2 separate regions of the Homo sapiens genome follow, and region 1 is linked to region 2. A link is a loop called in an ENCODE intact Hi-C map of the cell type or tissue named here. Cell type or tissue: natural killer cell. All regions are shown on one strand.

The links. Peaks named below come from ENCODE experiments on the same cell type or tissue, not always from the same donor. Only the 100,000 strongest peaks of a DNase experiment are listed, where the experiment ranks them.
Region 1: it touches region 2 in a loop (12-fold over the local background); 2 of 110 quality-filtered maps call a loop at or near these places.

Annotation. Positions count from the first base shown.
Region 1 is chr16:53,911,397-53,913,896 of GRCh38, reverse strand. All of the region lies in intron 7 of FTO (FTO alpha-ketoglutarate dependent dioxygenase), which reads right to left. Among named protein-coding and RNA genes, the nearest start is that of FTO-IT1, 130 kb to the left of the region's middle. In natural killer cell, no CTCF peak of the experiment used is centred here; a DNase peak (open chromatin) is centred at 1,546; H3K27ac peaks cover 1,439 bases.
Region 2 is chr16:53,533,794-53,536,293 of GRCh38, reverse strand. No RefSeq gene overlaps it. Among named protein-coding and RNA genes, the nearest start is that of AKTIP, 32 kb to the right of the region's middle. RefSeq lists an enhancer at 994-1,153. In natural killer cell, no CTCF peak of the experiment used is centred here; a DNase peak (open chromatin) is centred at 1,193.

The DNA of each region.
Region 1 (2,500 bases), 380 kb before region 2:
AGCAATTCTCCTGCCTCAGCCTCCTGGGTAGCTGGGATTACAGGCATGCGCCACCACACCCAGCTAATTTTTGTATTTTTAGTAGAGATAGGGTTTCACCATGTTGGCCAAGCTGGTCTTGAACTCCTGACCTCAGGTGATCCACCCACCTCAGACTCCCAAAGTGCTAGGATTACAGGCATGAGCCACTGCGCCAGGTCTACGAGTGGCTTTAAATGAACAAACCATGGCCGCCTACCCCAGACTTGAGGTGATACTTCCTACTTCTCAGGAAGAAAGGAAGTCATAGCGAGGTGAAACAAAGGCAAGAGACAGGCCAAATCTCATAAAGAGCAAGGCACAGGGAAAGTTTTGCTTGTCAAATACACTTTAATCTCTAAAGTCACTGGGCTTTGATGTTGCCCCCAACAGAAAACCTACATGGTTTGCAAGATTTACAGCATTTCTAGTGGGAACAGTTTCATGCTCCAGGGTTTTTCCTTCAGAGATTAAGGTTTATTTTATCCCTGATGTTCAATGTGTCTGACTGTAAGAGCCTCATCAGAGACAAGGACATTCTCCTGCCCTCTGACTCATCAAATACACCAAACTTTTATTCATCAAATCAAATTCGCTTTTCAGGGAACAAAGCTGCTGGAGATGATCCAAACTGTGGGGTAATCACCGTCATTCTGACAAGACAGAAGTGTTTCTTTTGCATAGAGTCAGCTCCTAAGGGAGATGATAAAAACTGGCTAAAAATGGCTACACTAATCTCTATATTATAAAAGACCACACAATTCATTGCTTAAGTTGAAATGAGGCAAAGCAAAATAGAAGGGGGAAGAAAGAAACAAATTACCACCACTGCCCATACATCAAAGAAAATCTACCACAAAACCCCCAGCTCTCAGATAATTATAAGTCACACAGAACAGAAGCAGTTTACAAAGGCCACTTGAGGCACAGTTCACTGGAAGGAACTCTTCGTATTTCCACTAACACTTCTTTCTTGAACAAGCTGCATCTTCTTCTGACCTCAAGGTGAGGCCTGACTTGTAAGGATAATATATACTAGGCTAAGAAGCTGGTAGTAAATTTCAACTGGATGGCGTATCAGACTTAATTAATCCCAGCACTACCCAGGAAAATGGTAGGTGGAATCGCAGAACAAATGTGCCTGGATGTTGAGAGATCTACTTCTCATCTAAGCATCATGGCCAGCAGAAATGAACCGGTGAACAAGTCATGTCCTGGTTCTCAAAATCCCCATTAAGAAGAGGCTCCAACCTCAACATTCCCCATGCAATCTGTTGATGATGATTCTACGGCGAGTGGGAACCATTTGCTTTTATCAAAACAAAAGGCAAAACAAGAAAGAATTTCCCCACACTCCTCTCTAAATACACAAGCTTAATAGAAAAGAAGTCTATTCACTTCTAGGAATGGAAAACATAAACAAACCCCTTTGGTGTAGTATTCATAATGATGCTAATGGAAGACACTCCTTTTTCACTGACGCATGTCAGTGCATCTCTGAAGTTAACACATAAAACCACAAAACACGCCAGGGAGGGGAAGAGGCTCATCTGATACCAGCAAGTGATTAGCAGAGGCTAAAGTGTTACCCAGGTATCTGGACTTCTGACTCACAACCCTCCTAGAGATTACTCCTGGAGGTTGCCTTAGGACACAGGTAACTGTAAGTGAGGTTTTACTCTAAATTGAACAATTTGATCCTTCTCCTAGTACCCCCAGCTATACTGTAATAATGCCCAACCATTTTCCTCTGTTTTTCCACAACAGACACACACTTGTGAAATAAGGAAGGTATGTTTGTCCCTTTGGGGGACAGTTTCTTCCATGCAATTTGCAACAAAATGCACCTTGGATTTTAAAAGAGCTATCCTGTAGTTACGATATTGATTTTTCATTTTGCTCCACAAATACTACCACAACTTTATAACTGATATACAGCATTAACAGTTTCCTTGGCCTTAGAGACCAAATTAATCACAAAATCAACAATCTGTTTTTATGCCACAGAGTTCAATTTTCGTTTTCAACATAAATTGCAAAACCACGGCCAGAGCCCAGTGCAATTTTAGAGATGCATTGCTAAATTGCCTCCCATTTGTGATTTAATACAACAAAGGTTTTGCAAATTAAAATGTTTAAGGCTTTAGGTTAGCCTGTATTTAGTCAGCTACCAGGCAACTGAATGTTTACAGGCTGATTTCTGGAGAACAGAGTAAAGCTAGCTGGGATACCACATGTCTGGCTACAGTGCACTTCCTCTCAGGAACCTCCAGGTTGACCTGTAAACATCAGTGCCACACAGAATGGTTTCTGAGAAATGTCTCCTCAGATCAGATGACACAAATGCATCTATAGATTCACCTATCTTCCCCCACCTTGTCCTCCTGTCCTTACCATTCTACTGAAATTCTTCCCATGATGAATGCAACGGTATGGCCACTTCTTAACTTCCCTGCAGGGTTCGACACTATTACATTCGCTG
Region 2 (2,500 bases):
TGAGACACAGTCCTTCTCTGTCACCCAGGCTGGAGCACAGTGGTGCAGTCACAGCTCACTGCAGCCTCAACCTTCCAGGCTCAAGCAATCCTCTCATCTCTGCCCCCTCAAGTAGCTGGGACTACAGGCATGCGCCACCATCCCTGGCGTGTGTGTGTGTGTGTGTGTGTGTGTGTGTGTTTATTTTTTGTAGAGACATGGTCTTACTATGTTCCCAGGCTGGTCTCAAACTCCTGGGCTCAAGTGATCCACCCACCTTGGCCTCCGAAAGTGCTGGGATTATAGGCATGAGCTACTGTGCCCTGTCAAAAGTTTACTTTTAAAATAAACCCATTTAAATTTGTTTTAAAAAGTGAGTTCGTTTGAAGGAACAGGATAAACGACCAGTAGAGCAGGTGGCCAGCAGATGTGGCATAAATCACATAGGTGGTATCCAAATGACCCTGGGAGAGGCGTGGGCATGTGCTTCAGGGATTGAGGGAGCTCCCAACTTGTCACACAAGAAGTAGTATGTCATCACAGAATGATGACTAACAATTTATAGATGGAAGGGACCTTAGAGATCCTAGGCGCAACTTTAGCAGGTGAGGGAAACTGAGGCTCTGAAGTGTTGAGGGTCTGCGGCCAGGTGCGAAGGCTCATGCCTGGAATCCCAGCACTTTGGGAGGCCAAGGTGGGTGGATCATCTGAGGTCAGGAGTTAAGACCAGCCTGACCAACATGGTGAAACCCAGTCTCTACTAAAAAAAAAAAAAAAAAAAGAAAAATTAGCCAGGTGTGGTGGTGCACACCTGTAATCTCAGCTACTTGGGAGGCTGAGGCACAAGAATCACTCGAACCCGGGAGGCAGAAGTTGCAGTGAGCCAAGATGGTGCCACTGCACTCCAGCCTGGGTAATAGAGTGAGTTTCTGTCTCAAAAATGAATGAATGAATGAATGAATGAATGAATGAATGAAGTGTTGAGAGTCTGGGGAAACACAGGTGTCAGTGGGAGAACCAGCACAGGACTCTGGCTGTGCAACCCCGCATGGATCACCCCAGTCCCTGCTATCTCACTGCCTGTCACAGCTTGTGCTATGTCACAGGACACTTCTCTTTCAGCAGCTGACTCAATACAATAGTACATTTTGCTTCCAGAAATGTGAATAATGAGTAATGTGAATAACAAGTACTGTGAGTGGCATGCTCTGTCTCTTCCACCTCACAAAGTGCCAAGGATGAGGTGCATTTGTGAAGAACCACAGGACTTTCCCTAGAAGTAAGACAGAGACACAGTTGTAAATTTTTTTTTTTTTTTTTTTGAGACGGAAACTCCCTCTGTTGCCCAGGCTGGAGTGCAGTGGTGCGATCTCAGCTCACTACAACCTCCACCTCCCGGGTTCAAGCGATTCTCCTGCCTCAGCCTCCCGAGTAGGCAGTTACAACTTCTACAACAGGCTGTTGTGCTGTCTTTCAAGTTTTCCTTCCAGATACACAGTAGGATTGTACTTCACTGCTCCTGCCAAGTTTAGGAATAGTTTTGTTGGCAGCAATGGATGACTCCCCCAAAGTCTGGCTTTTGTCCCTTGGCATAACGCGTCTGAAATTCACCCATGTTGTTGCGTGTACCCATTGTTCCTTTTCATTACTGAGTAGTATGCCTTTAAATGGGTGTGCAGAGTTTGCCTACCCGTCCACCAGGTGAGGAACATTTGAGCTTTTCCCTGTCTTTTGGCAATGATGAATAAAGCCACTATGCAATGTTTAACTTCAAATTTCTCTAACACAAAACTGACATTTCTCACTGTGATTCTGGAGGCCTCTGTGATCCAACCACACATACCTCTTCTCAGGCCACCCCTCCCCCTCCACTCACTCACTCTGAATAGGCCAAGTACTCCCCTTTCCAAGGCCTTGGGACTACCTTGGCCCTTCCCACAGCTCACCCTCAGATCCCATAGCTCCTCCCCGGGGCCTTCCTGACATCTCTATCCAAAGCCACCCTCTCGCATCCAAAGGGCTGTCTGTCTGTTTTTACCCTGTATATTTCCTTCACAGCACCTACCATGATCTGGAATTTTTTTTTTTCCTTCTTGTACAGGTCTTGTCTGTCTTGCCAAAGTCCTAACATGTATTCTGGAACTTAATACAAATGAGTCAATAAGATTGGGGAAGTAACAAAGATTCAGCTTATATGTGTCTTCAGCGCCAGGTTACAAAGTCTGCACTGTGCGTAGGCAATAGGAAAATAGTGTTGAAAATGGTACTTTGGGAAAATTGTTCATTTAAAATAAAGTTTTGGTTATTGTAGGCCATAAAGCAAGGATTAGAACACATATATCTTATAGACACTGAATATCCTACCGCTGAGGTTTTCAATCCTGTTAAGAGCACAGGGAAATGGCAGTTAGCATTTAAGATATATCTGACTGATTTTATCCCTTGAAATTTTGTAGAATTTAGAGACCTATTACTCCAAAAAATATATAGCCTTGTTTACTTTCCCCTCAGACCAGTATTC